Regions from separate parts of the Mus musculus genome. Here region 2 is linked to region 1. The links are chromatin contacts, found by POLR2A ChIA-PET in ENCODE. All regions are on one chromosome and are shown on one strand. The core of a region is the stretch at or near the end of the contact, and the rest is flanking DNA. Distances in the headings are between cores, read along the strand shown. Region 1 holds the start of Serpinh1 (serine (or cysteine) peptidase inhibitor, clade H, member 1). Region 2 holds the start of Rps3 (ribosomal protein S3).

Evidence for each region. ChIA-PET counts read pairs that join two places held with the same protein, here RNA polymerase II (POLR2A).
Region 2: POLR2A ChIA-PET joins it to region 1 with 10 read pairs in embryonic stem cell. The contact joins the promoter of Rps3 here to the promoter of Serpinh1 in region 1. POLR2A ChIA-PET finds 5 or more read pairs at or near these places in 3 of 5 experiments (Patski and embryonic stem cell).

Annotation. Positions count from the first base shown.
Region 1 is chr7:99,351,122-99,357,709 of GRCm38, reverse strand. It overlaps Serpinh1 (serine (or cysteine) peptidase inhibitor, clade H, member 1), which reads left to right and starts at 4,471. Exons shown (of 5, transcript NM_001111044.1): 1 at 4,471-4,657.
Region 2 is chr7:99,478,802-99,486,078 of GRCm38, reverse strand. Rps3 (ribosomal protein S3) reads left to right here and starts at 2,370. Exons shown (of 7, transcript NM_012052.2): 1 at 2,370-2,487; 2 at 3,379-3,509; 3 at 3,725-3,818; 4 at 4,288-4,382; 5 at 6,016-6,203; 6 at 6,609-6,805; 7 at 7,128-7,277. The coding sequence starts at 2,458. The coding sequence ends at 6,802. It overlaps Snord15a (small nucleolar RNA, C/D box 15A), which reads left to right and starts at 3,147; the gene lies at 3,147-3,294. Snord15b (small nucleolar RNA, C/D box 14B) reads left to right here and starts at 6,372; the gene lies at 6,372-6,516.

The DNA of each region.
Region 1 (6,588 bases), core at 3,222-5,721:
GACTTCTCTGCCCCTGAGGGAAGTCCTCATTCTAGCTTCGACCCTTGGCTGTATGTACGTGTGTGTGCATGTGTGCGTGTGTGCAAGCGTGTACATGCGTTGCTCGCACAGAAAAGTGCCCACGTGCACTCACAAAGCATGGGTATGAAACTTTTGTGAACGTTCAGGCAGACAGAGCAAGAAAGGTCATTGGCAGTTAGTCCCTCAGGGGAGATCCAGGCGACAGCCTGTGAGGCGGAGCAGGGTGTGAACTGGAGATCCTGACCTGGGTCTCTTGGAGATAGCAGGGCAGCCAGCGAGGCAGACAAGGTCATGGGCACCAAGCCAAGCAGCGGCAGAGCCAGAATGAGGCCCTTGTATTTGGTAACACTAGGGTGCTGCACCAGACACATTAGAGCAGGCAAGTGAGGTGAGCACAGGTCATAGCTCCTTTCTGAAGATCAGAGATGCTATGACAAGGAGGGCAGTTCTGTGGCCAACCTCATCATCTTTGTTATTCCGGGCATGTATACCACCGGAGAGAAAGGAGGAGAAGGGAAGAGAAGTGACAGGGCCGTGTTAATCTCTGTGTCCAATCTTAAGAGTCTGGAAGGCCCAACCTTTCTCTGAATGAGAGGCAAGAGCTGGGATAAGGGGAAGTGCCGGCCTGTGCGCCTGCCAACATCACGCACACACATGCATATCTCATGTTCCAGACAGTTACATGTAAATAAATGTACGCACACAGACGCCTTGAATACTGTATATAGTGCATGGCTACGTGGACACACAAATGTCTCTATGGCACTCAGTGGCCTTGGGTCCCTTGGGTATTGTGGCAGAGGTGTGGGTGAGGGCACTAGAGTTCCTGAGTAGTTGCAGATGGCTGAGGGTGGGGCCTGCTCTGGGAGGAAGGGAAGGGAGCTTCCTGGTCTTCATTGCCACCCCCACCCCCACTTCTCTCTCCCTCATGGCAGCGGGCAGCACAGCCCCCTTAGATGGAAGGCCCTAGCAAGCATTCTTGGGAGGGTTAGAGATTGCAGAATTCCTGACTCACGCTTGGGCAGAGAGCTCACTTGGCCTCTGGACAACTGTCACAGAGTGGTTGTCTGGAGGCCCTGCCTCCAAGGAGCAGGGGGCGGCTTCTCCAAGCCATAGAAGGGGATTGCACTTCCTCTTCTATATTGAAACAGCCCGAGGGGACCATCCCAGGATCTGGGACAAATGCTCTCCATCCTTTGTCCAGTTCTGCGTCTTCCTTTCTGGAATGCTGTGAGCCTCACTGGCACTGTTCACTCTCTCACCCGCTTATCCCAGGATGCTTAAAATGGAAACGTGTTCACCAAAGAATCAGATAGTATCAGAAGCCATGGGCAGTATGGACACTTAAATGACAGGCTAGCGTCTGTCCTATGAGTCCATGGCACGAAGACTGAATCTAGTCACAGGGGCCCAAAGAAGTTATTTCTACAATCCCTGGCCAAACTGTGTTCAGCTTAAGGCAGGGTCAGAAAAAGGGTGGTGTGGTGGGAAAGGGCTCAGATGTGGTCTCCAGCTCAGCTCCAGCTCAGCCATGCTGTGAGACCCGAGGCAAAATACCCTGGGGCTCAGTATTCCTTTCTGGCAAGTGTGGATGGAGCGGACTGGAGGGAGTTCTGGTTCCCATTGCCATGCTCCTGGACCTTGAGAACGCCAAGCTAGGCTCCTACCCTTAGGCAGGACAGGGTGGCCGGAGCAGAGCTGCAGACACTAAAGGAATCCAGGCCTGAAACACCAGAGAGTTTCTGGACCTGTTTGAATCTCCTCCCACTCCCTTCAAAAGAGGCTTTCTCTGGAGCAAGCTGCCTGGAGAGTGGGGGAAGGGCTCCAGTGTCTGGGGCTGGGCTCCGAGCTAAGAATAATGTGGCCAAGGCTCTCGACATTTTTTTGCTGATGTTGGAAATTTAAAGGAGCCATGGCCTTTTCTTTTCTAAGGAGATTGAGTCAGCCGATTCCCACGTGTCCGTCGTTGGCCCGGCTAAGGCTTCCACCCGCTACCTTCTTTTATGCCAGACCCCGGGCTGGGAGTTAGGGACTCAGAGGGAGGAGGGTGAGACCTCTCCCACCCTTTCAAAGTCCCCAGTGACTTTCACTAACAATCTGGGTGAGATAGCTTAGACACCCAGGAGGCACAGCAGCCCAACAGGCATGGAGGAGGCTTCTGGCCAGGTGAGCTACACAAGGGTTCTGTGATGCTGCAGGAGGGCCCCAGCCCTACACCCACCCGGCTCCCGGATTCAGCTCCACTGACTGCAAATGGAGGGCTTCCGTCTCTACTCTACTCTTTCACTCCTACGAGGGATCTGGATTTGTCTAACACAGGGAGCCTCAGTTTACCCTCTGCAAAACAGGAAAGTCATAGTTCTCTTAGCATCCCCTCCCAGTGCTAGCCCGGATGCTTTCAATGGAGGCCTGGATGCTGGCAGATGGGAGAGCAGAGCGAAGTGGGGGTGGGGCTGTAAGGGATTTTTACACTAGACCTGTGGATAACCCAGCAAACCTCCACACCACCACCACCCCCAGCTTGGATGCACACTGCTCCTTCAGCTCACAGCCTACCAACTGAATTCCAGAAGACCCCAAGAGCCAAGACGAGGATGATAATAGAAAGGGGGTCTGGAATCTAGGTGGAATCCTTTCCTAGCAAAGATTTATTCACATAAGCAGTACATAGAGGATGCAGGAGGACGGGAAGGAGAATCAGCCACCACAAAGATGGATACCGCCCTCCTTTTGCCTACAAAGTTTGCTCAAGATCAGATCTGTTCTACAAAACAATAGCGGCTGCCAGGTCACTGTTCTTAGAGAGAGGCAGGCCCTTGCCTTTGGGGGACATTCATAAGGATACTAAGTTTGCAGATAGGGACGAAGTCCTAAGCGTTTACCTTAGGTTTACCTTGACCCAGTGTCTCCAGCATCCTGGGCCATCAGGCATGTGACGCTAGGCCTGGTACCATGATTTTTTTTTTCTTCTTCTCAAGACCTTTGACTCTGAGATCCTACCAAGCTAAGATTCCTTCACGAAGTTCAAAGACGTTGTGGGGCTTCTGAATGATATTATCATCTGTGGCAGTCACTTGCAAATCCGTATACTCTCTGATCCTTTGATTGGGGTCTAAGTCTATTAGGATCTAATATTTCCCTCAGCCCGAAGTGGGGAAGGCTGGGGGTCCATTCCCTCCCCCACTGTTCTCTATAACTGCAGAGAACTCATCTTTTGGGATGCTGAGTGCAAGGATACATCTGTTCCACAGGCTCTGCATCTGGGAGAAAGAAAATACTTATGAGTCTGTTGATTGAATGTGAGTGAATGCATACAGGGTCTCTCTGGGGCTGGGGCTGGGGCTCAGTGGCAGGATGCTTTCTTTCCTGGTTTTCCTGAGGATCTGGGTTCCAGCCCCAGTGCACTGAAAAGAGGGGGAAAAGCCTCTCACTCCACCTCCTCTCTAGTGATGTCCATCTGTTGTCTGTCATTCCACTATCAGAAGATAGGAGGATCCTAAAACAACAGGCCTCACCTACTGAATTCCCCACTAGCTGCACACACCCCTCACAAAGGAGGTCCTGAAGGCAGGGACTTTGCCCAGTTGTGCAGATTTGTGCATGACACTAGAATAGTAAAGAATACTATCAGTTAACTCAGGGCTCAAGAAGCTATCTCAGTGTAAGAGGTGGGGTGGGGCGGGAGAGCCTGAGATAGTGAGACCCTGAGCCCCAAGAGGCAATGGAGATAGGGAGGGAGGGAAGGAGATAGCAGGGATGACCCATTTGAGACGGAGAAAGGGGCAGTTAGGACTTAACATCAACCAAGGGTACTGGCCCAGAAGGAAAGTCACACAATGCTGTATTTAATTCATCCAGGATGTTCCCTGCTGTATACTACTTCATGTCCAGTGGAACCACCTAGGTGTCTGTCTGAAATCAGTTCAAGACTTGGTTGCCAGGGTGAGGGTCCAGCTAGAATTCTCAGGGCCTCTCCTCCCCAGGGATGTTTCAAGGGTGAACCCTGGTTTGGAGAGGGACCCCTGCCTCTGACTTTTTCCTAAGGCAAAGGAGAGGGCCCCTGACTAAGGAGTAGCATCAGGGGTCCCTGATTAAAGCTTGATAACAGTAGGCAATGGATCTACTGGGGCAGAGCAGGGTCATGTGGGGCAGAAGGGATATGTGATCAGAGCAGGCTTGTGTGGGCAACCCCGAGAAGACGACAACTCCAGTCCCCGAGCGCAGGACTTTGGAGCCTGTCTGCCTTCAGTTCACTCTCGAGTCTAAACCCTGCTTTTCCACGTCCAGGACCGCGGAATCCCAAGAATGCCCTGGCTCCCAAGGTCTAGCTGGTGCGGGAGGAGAGTCCCCTCTACCTAGTAGGGCGAGGGGGCAGTAGGACCCAGGGGCTGGGAGAGAGCCCGCAGGCACAGGGGCGGGAGCCAGGGTGGTTTGGGGGAGGTCTTTGGCTTTTTTTCTCCTCTCCGAGCCACGGCGCCCTCCGGAAGCGTTTCCAACTTTCCAGAAGTTTCTTGGGACAGGCAGGAGGGGGTGGGGCCAGCCATATATAGATCCAGGGCCCGGGGCAGTGAGCTGAGCAGAGCCTGTCTGAGGAGCGATTGCCCTGTCGGTCCCGGAGCAGCCCAGCCCGGCCCAGGTGAGGGGCGGGAGCGGCCGGGCGATTTGGGGTTGCGCATTGGCCAAGGGGGAACGGATCGCTCCAAAGCTTGGGGTCCTGACACAGGTGGGCAGTGAAAGATCGGACTTGGAACTGTCACTTGCCTGGGTTCCCTGGAGCTGCGGTCTAGTACGCGGACTGCCTGGTAAAGTACGGAGAAGTCTCAGCTCGGGGAAGGTTAAAGGTGGTGAGAGGGAATGCGTAGAGCTGGGACTAAATGCTGGTGACCTTCTGCACAACTGAGAGGGGAGGGGAAAGACCTGACTGTCCCATCGTCCACGGGGAAGGGCCAGCTCTGCAGTCCCTAACTCAGGAGTGGAGGCCCAGGGACCCGCAGTGATTGATCCCAGACCAACCTCCCCACAGGCTGTGTAGGGGCCTCTGAACCTAGCACAAGAGGTGTAGACTTGGTGTCTCATCTCTAGCTGTTAAGGACCCCCTTGCTTTGGGGAGCAGTCGCTTTTTAATCAGTATCCTATGTGGAAGGTGGCCGGACTTGACCAATTAGTTCTGCTTTCACCTCACCCGAAAGGGGTGTCGTCAGGGTCCACAGGCCCTGGGTGACTTGAGTCACCCTGGTCCTTCCGTCCACCCATCTGGTTCCTGCAGGGCGAGGACTTCCTCTGAGGCTTTGAGGTATCCTGCCTCCAGCTTGGGGGACATTCCTGAGCCTCCAGACGAAAGGAAGAAGGCATCCATTCCCTGTATGGTCTAACGGCCTAGCTATCAACTTCCTGTGCTTCCTTCTGGGCCCTTTGGCATCCAGGGCACGCATGGAGGCCCTTGGAAAACTGGGGGCTTTGGTTGCCTGGAAGTAAGGCCGAGGCCACACCCTACTCTCTGATAGTTCTGTACCCATCCCCCATTTCCGTCTGGTCCTTTGTCTCTCTCCGAGGATTCCCTGCCGAGGTGTTTTTGTAGTGGGTTGCTGTGTAACAGGACTCCACAGTGGTCGGCCTGGGAGCTTTGCTGAAGGCAGAGCCCCCGGGAGAAAGCCTGACCTGCTTGAGCCGAAGAGGCCCAAGCTGGGCCCTGGTTTCTGCCTCTGCAAAAGAGGTCATCCACCTCCTTACTCCGGGTACCCACTGGGGACTGGGCCCGACCGGCCTCTGCTCCCCACGTCTCTAGGGGTTCCCATTTCTTCACTCTTCTGTTTTCTTTCAGAATGAAAAAGGCAGGCAATGATCTCCCTCTGAGGCCCTTTCAAGGTACTTTAGACCCACCAAGTGTCTGAGAAACCCCCTGGTGCTCCTCCCTGCCTCCTGGCATCTGCTCCCCTTACAGGCTTCCCATCACAGGCTCCCTGGCCCAGTGGTGGACACGGCCTTTGGCTCTGTGATATCTTATATTTTTTTGGTTTTGTTTTGATGGTACTGTAAAATGTCTAACCTTGGCCGGAGGGCTGGCGTTTCCCTGTGGCAGATGGGCTGGGCTTGCCTGTGCAGATGGGCTGCGGGAGGTTGGCTTGCTTGCAGAGACTTGCCTACTTTCATCCCTAATGCTGGGCTTAACGGGGTGGCCCTTCTCCCCAGCCCTGCCTGCCCCCTCAGATTTTTGAGGCACAGTTGTAAAACTAAAACCCCTGAGGCTCCTGGATTCCCCCGGCAAATCCTCCTCACCCCAGGTTCCCAAGCCAGGCCTCCAGGTTCTTACCCTCGGCTGGCCTATGGAGATAAAGCAGCTTTTGCCTGCCACGTCACCAGGGGCCTTGCGGCTGCCAGAGGAATCCCTAACTAGTCATTTGGAGCTTTTTGGAGAAGCCCCTCCCAGCCCCTGGTTGGCTGAGCGTGGGGGCTGTCAAGATGGTGGGTGCCACGTGGCAGGGTTAGGTTTCCCTTCCTTAGGCAGGCTGGTGGCCTCTGCTGGATTAGTGGTCCTTTGAGGAGGGTGGCCACGTGCCTGTTGATATG
Region 2 (7,277 bases), core at 1,121-3,620, 130 kb before region 1:
GTAGCAAATGACGTCATGCTTGCTAGACAGGCAGTACAAGCAGTGCTTTGAGTAAGTCACTAAGTGAGTCTCTAGACAAATAGCTAATAACTGTTTTCCTACCTTATTCTACTTCAAGCTTACAGGCATGAGCCACCTTGCTCAGTTCAGAGGTTCCTGCTTCACTTTGCCTCTCACATTCTCCTGCCACTATAGTGTCCTGCTCAAATACATGGAGCCCTCATGTAAAGTGGGGTAATGGTCACACAAGCCTGTTAGTTACCTCAGCCTTGGAGGTGGAGACAGGAAGATTTTAGGAGCTTGATGGCCAGCAGGCCTAACTGGAATGGAGAGTCCCGGGTTCAGTAAGAGGCCCTACTTCAAAAATTAAGGTAGAAGCCAGGCGTGGTGGTGCACGCCTTTAATCCCAGCATTCGGGAGGCAGAGACAGGCAGATTTCTGAGTTCAAGGCCAGCCTGGTCTACAGAGTGAGTTTCAGGACAGCCAGGGCTACAGAGAGAAACCCTGTCTCAAAAAAAAAAAAAAAGAAAAGAAAAGAAAAAAGAAAGAAAGAAAGAAAGAAAGAAAGAAAGAAAGAAAGAAAGAAAGAAAGAGAGAAAGTGTATAAGACTGTGAACCCCTGGAATTTACCTAGGGCAGAGACTGGCCGCTGTGACTTCAGCACTCAAGGTCAGGTGCCCTCCATCAGTATTGACATCCTGAGTATAAACAGCAGAGTCATTTTTAAAAAGGTATTTACTTTTATTTCATGCGTGCTGGTGTTTTGCTTGCATGCATATCTGTGTAAGGGTATCAGAGCACCTGAAACTGGAGTCACAGTTGTAAGCTGCCATGTAGGACTGGGAGTTGAACATGGGTCTTCTGGTAGGCAAGCCAGTGTTTCTAACCACTGAGCCATCTCTCCAGCCCTGAGTCATGATTTTAGTGTGAGAGGCATCATTGAATTTTCTGAGCACGGCCATCAGGGTAGCTGGCACAGGTCTTCAGATACAAGGAGATAGTTATAAGAAGGCAGCCATGGCTGTGGTGCACTAGAAATGGAGAAACAGCTTCATCAGGTGACAGACCAGTCTGACTCTGTCCCATGATTAGAAGCCATCTTGTTACAAGGTCAAAATAAGTTCATTCCTGTTTTCTGTAACACTTGGGTTTGATCCTGTCGTCAACCCATTTTCTGGAATTTGACATGTTCCATACTCCATTATACCCTGACTTCCACCCTGATAAGATGTTCTGCCAAGTTCCTGTGTAGCCAACATTCCCCTGGAAATCTCTCTTCCCTTGGAAACCACCTAGTCTTAGAAATTTTGAGTTATATAAATTCCACTTCTATGTTTGATGCTATTCTTTAAAACTCCACTTTAGGGAGATAGCCCTGTCTGATAGAAAATAAAACTTGCTTAATTTGTCTAAAAGAGTTTAAGTAATAGTTTTTACTTTTGTTCCGTGGGATTAATACAGGGTGAAACAGACTCCCGTGTTTCCAGTGTGAAGTGAGCCACACACTGCAGTACAAGTTATATCAGCAGGTTCTGCCTCTGGGCAATGAACTTTTGCTTGTGTGGACATCAGGGTCTGTGTGAAGGGAAGGTCCTATGGCCTAGATTTATACTATTCAACAGTCTGTCCCCGAAGCCCTGGTGCTTTATTATTTTGACAAGCCCCTGCTGCTGGTATTCCACCCTGCTGCGAGTCAAAAAAGTTCCTGTCTCGGAAAAACAAAACAAAACAAAACAACCAAAAAATAAAATTTTTTTTTCCCACAGGTTCTAGTGGAGGTGCTCACTACCAGAAATCCTACAAATAAGCCCATCTCATGGATCAGGGTTTACCTTTGTAATAATATTAAATCTGTGTGCATGTGCGCACGCATGTGTTTTATGCTTGCATATATGTATACGCAGCCATGGTTTTCTACTGTCCCACTCACTCTGTAACTTACTGAGCCATCCAGCTGGTCCTCTAAATACATTTCAATGAAAGTTTTCATTAGCGTGAACGTGAAGGTGGTAAAATCTGTTAGTGTGTGCTTATGCCTGTGGTTTGCACCTCTAGTCTGAAGGTTGCTCTTTTCAAATTTTTTATTTATTTACGTTTTTACTTTTGAGTCAGAAACTCATAAAGGCCAAGCTGGCCTCGAATTCGCTATGTAGTCAATGATGACCTTAAACTTGTGACCCTCTACTTCGTTAGTGCTGGAACCCCAAGCTTGCTGAGTACAGAGCACTTTCAGACCGGAACTAGATGTCTACTTCCTGTTCCGCCTACATTACAGGTTGCTAGGTTACACCCCCCCTACGCCGTTTTAGACGCAAAACTTCATTTCCCATGCAAAACTTCATTTCCCATGAACACTTGCAAGGGTCGCCGCGCTGCGCGGCGTCATTGCTCCCGCCCTATATACCTACTTCCGCCCGCGAGCCACTTCCTTTCCTTTCAGCGGCGCGCGGCTGCAAGATGGCGGTGCAGATTTCCAAGAAGAGGAAGGTAAGCGTCTGGGCCCGGTTCGGGAGTCCGCCGCGGGTTCTACAAGTGCCAGGGAGGCCTGTGGCTCCGTGATCAGTCCTGTGGAGCGTCTGGGGCCGCCTGCCGTCTCTTCGAGCCTCGGATGGCCGTAGATTGTGTATTGGGCCGGAGCCGGGCGAGTGCTGTGTGCCTGGGCAAGGGAGGGACAAACTCCTCGAGTTCTGGACCGACTCGAACACCGGGCGCCTCCAGTTCCGGACTAGACACCTTTGAGCGTTTCTTGGTCTCCATAATAGTAATCCTGTGGCACAGTTAGAGGGCGTGTGCCATCAGATCTAGTCCAGTTTCTTTAGTAAGTGAAGTTTAGCAGTCCCTTCTCTTAGTCGCGTGATCCTGCAAGTGGCCATAGTTGAAAGCCTACTTACTGACTGCTGCCGTGTTCACTCGGGACCCGGAGCTGCAGCGTCCCTGTGGTTATCATTTCATGGGGGAAAAGTGTGCAGGTTGCCAGGTTTAGAAATAGATGGTCTGTCGTTTGTGCTTATGCACACAGATGATAAACCTGTTTTGAGTCAGGATTCCTCTCCTATCCGAGGTACAACTTACAGTCCCAGCTGTACATGTGCTACTTGGAGACAGATTTTTCTTTGTCTCTTGGGTGTAGATTATGCCGTAGAGCCCTTCGATGAAGAGGTGATGACGAGTCTGAGTAGGAAGTGTTGTCTTTGTCCAAGATGCCTCACTATGCTGCGTTCTGTGGCACAGCTGAAAGCACTGTGGTCAAAAGAAACTTCCTAAAGATGACCAAGAGGCATTTGTCTGAGAAGGGTTGCTGCTTTTCTGTAGGGCCATTGGGCTTGCTCTGACTAACCCTGTCTTCACCTCAGAGGTAACTTGTTTCCTTTGGTTCAGTTTGTAGCTGATGGCATCTTCAAAGCTGAGCTGAATGAATTTCTCACTCGGGAGCTGGCTGAAGATGGCTACTCTGGAGTTGAAGTCCGAGTTACACCAACCAGGACAGAAATCATTATTTTAGCCACCAGGTAGAAATACCATTGATTGTCACCTGTAAATACTGTGTGTACTGAGATGCTGTGTAAACTTGGGCCAACCAAGCAGTAAATCTGGCCTCAGTGGGTGTAACTGCTTTGTTAGAACTGCATTTGGGAAGAACTTACCTTCCATTTAACGTGTGTGCTGGCGTTGTGGTGGGCGGCAGGTGGGATCTTGAGTAAATGGTTGCGCTTCCCCTCTACAGGACACAGAATGTTCTTGGGGAGAAGGGTCGTCGGATCAGAGAGTTGACCGCAGTTGTCCAGAAGCGCTTTGGCTTCCCTGAAGGCAGCGTAGAGGTGAGTTCCTCTGCTTTATCTCCCGGGGGTTTTAGACTGAGTTGGGATGTGGCTTCTGCTATAGAATTGTACTTCTGAAAACCTGACATGGCCAGTGACAGTCACAGGTACTTGATGCTCTGCCAAAATTTCCTTAAAAGCAGAGCGATTGCCATGCATGGCGGGGGCCCATATTCTTGTCCTGGCACGCAGAAGGCAGGATGACGGCGGGGCAGAGCTAGTCAGGGCTGCTGTAGTGAGACCCTGTCTTAAACCACAAACAGTATGATATTCTGGTGGTCGAATGTAGAAATAATGCATGGGTGACTGGCTATCCTTAGTGTGGTTGTGAGGAACCAGAGTAGAAGGGCGATTCAGCCTTCATCGCTGCCTTGTGTGGGTAGTCGTGGTACTTGAGTATCTAAGGGATATTACAATGGCTTAATTGAAGATGGGTGAGTGACAGGAATGTACTTTGCTTTCTTTAAAGCTTTATGCAGAGAAAGTGGCCACAAGAGGTCTGTGTGCCATTGCCCAGGCAGAGTCTCTACGCTACAAACTCCTTGGAGGGCTTGCGGTTCGAAGGTGAGTGTCCTGAGACTTGATGGTCATGCCCTCCTGTGGATTAGTGTGTGCTAGCATTTTTGTTAGCAAATAACTTGATTGACAGAATCATCTAGTCTCTGGTGGTGTAGCCCATCCCCCCACTGAACCTAGTTAGGCTAACTAGGCTAGTAGTAGGCTGGTGGATGAAGGACCTATTGTTGGTGACACATGCCTGTATGCCAGCACTGGGAGGACCAGCCTGGGCTGTGGGATGAGCCCCGAAAAAATGGTCAGTGCTCTGACGAGGGAATGCTGTGGGTATGTTGAGAATGAAACGAGTAGATAGAATCATAACAGGGAGGGGCATCCGCTTTGTGAGGTTTAGCAAGGACCCTTGATAGGTGAGCAGGAAAGCATCCTGCCTGTTACTGTACCTGGGAGGAGTATCTGGTTGGGAGTTGTAGCTTTGGCAGTGCAGGTTTCAAAACAAGCTAGAAGTCATGCAGCTCTACTAACTAATGCATTCACTGTGTGGATATAGAGATAGCAGTTCTAAAGGGAAAGACATTTACACTAGCAATTGGCCAGGGTTCATAATGCCTACCCCCCAATCTTCGCACTGGAGGTAGAAAATCAGCAATGCAAAGCTCCAAAGCCAGCCTTAGCCTCAAAACAGAGGCTAGTCTCAGGGGAGGCCCTCTCAAAAACCCAACGTTTCCTGTAAATTTTATGGCACTGAGAAGTGATGTAACGATCAGGTAAGGGGCCTGACATTGTTTCAGGAGTTGTACAACCTTGCCTTTGTTATAAGGATTAGATGTTGAGAAGGCCAATTTGGTTCTTTGTTGAGAGTCAGGGTCTCACTGTATAGCCTAGCTGACCTCCAAGTCAGGTTGCTTGCTGAAATTAAGGTGTGTGCCACTACACCTGGCTTTAACCGGATTTTGTTTCTCTGTGACCTTAGGCCAGGCTGGCCTCGAACTCAGATCCTCCTTCCTCTGCCTCCCTAGTGCTGGGATTAAAGGTGTGGGCCACCACTCCTAGCTTTCTAGTGTTGTATAGGCAAAAGGGTTTTTTGGTGCTATTAATGCTTAGGTTTCCTGGTGGGGTGGATTCTGGAGGTGGAGGGGCCTCCCATGGCCTGCACTTACGAGAGTTTTGTGTACTTCTCAAAAAATGCATATTCCTGCCAGGTGTGGCTTGTGGTATTGCACACCTTTAATCCATAGCTCTCAAGACAGTGTGGTGGATCTTCTGCAACCTTGTCCTGACAGCAAAGGTCCTTGGCCACCAGACAAAGTTGAGCCTGACAGCCTGGGTTTGGTGTCTAAAGGAAGGAAACTGACTCTAGTTGTCTCCTGGCCTCCATGCAGTCACGTCATGTGCATGCTGCATGGTAATAGTTTAACTAGTAAGAGATGTAAAAACATGCCTCTCTTTGAGTTTGGCCAGCCCAGATAACTGGCTTAGAGAAGGACCTGGGCATGGGGGTATAAAATTTTCTAGAGGTGATTCTAGTATGCAGGCCAAGGCTGGAAAGCATTTGGTCAGTGAATGGCTGTTCTGGTATAACTGGTTGTTTCTTCTGTCTACCATTGGAGAGTTGTTAATGTGAAAACCAAATAGGCAGGTTGTGTCTTTGGTAATACCAGATGAATCTTGTCTTCCAAAGGGCCTGCTATGGTGTGCTTCGGTTCATTATGGAGAGTGGGGCCAAGGGCTGCGAGGTTGTGGTGTCTGGGAAGCTCCGAGGACAGAGGGCCAAGTCCATGAAGTTTGTGGATGGTCTGATGATTCACAGTGGAGACCCTGTTAACTACTATGTCGACACAGCTGTGCGCCATGTGCTCCTCAGACAGGGTAAGTAGCTGAGTCCCTTTAAGAACTGGGTAGCTAGGAATGCCTAGGGCAGAGAGTGGCATTTCTATAGACTTATGTTCAGGAGGAGTTGTGGATTCACTTCAGGGGCTGGGAAAAGTAGCATTGTTGAAATGGTCATATCAGTTGTTAGACATAGCCTTCTGTGCCCTTCAGTGATGACACGATGACGAGTCAGAATGGCCACGTCTTGCTCTTGGTCCCTGTCAGTGCCATGTTCTGTGGTGCTGTACATGGTTCCCTTGGCAAAAGTGTCCTGCGCACTGATTGATTTAGAGGCATTTGTCTGAGAAGGGAACAGCGCTCAGTGCTTTTGGATAGATGCTTTCCCCGACATCCTCTGTGGTGGAGAAATGCCAGCTCACTCCTAACCCTGGCGTCTTCTAGGTGTGCTGGGCATCAAAGTGAAGATCATGCTGCCCTGGGACCCAAGTGGTAAGATTGGTCCCAAGAAGCCTCTGCCTGATCATGTGAGCATCGTGGAACCTAAAGATGAAATCCTGCCCACGACCCCCATCTCCGAACAGAAGGGTGGGAAGCCAGAGCCACCAGCCATGCCCCAGCCAGTGCCTACAGCATAACAGGTATGTCTGCAGTGACCTTCCCAGGTCAAACTGCTTTTACTGGTCTTTCCTCTGATGTTTCAGTTTGTGAATAGGGTTATTTTAGCTTAATGTGGGAGAATACAAGTTGGGATGTGGTGTCCGATTGACAAGTCGGTCAGTGGGTGAATACCCACTTAGTTCGATGTCTTTGCTCAAGAGTTTCCAGCTCCTCTTGTGGGCATTGGTGAAGGTAGTATCAAGCCTTTGTACTGGGTTGTATTAAGGCAGGCTGAGTGGGAGTGGAGTAAATGAAGGCACGCAGGTGCATTTCTCTTACCATTGTTATTTTATTTGGTTTCAGGGTCTTGGCAGCTGCATCTGGAGGCATTTAATAAAATAAAGACATTTAATAAAATCTTGAACAAAGACAAGGCCTGACTGGATTGTGTCCAGTATTCAACTGAGTTATGTTGTCTATGGAGCCATGCTTATTCTGTTGGTTTAAGCTGGA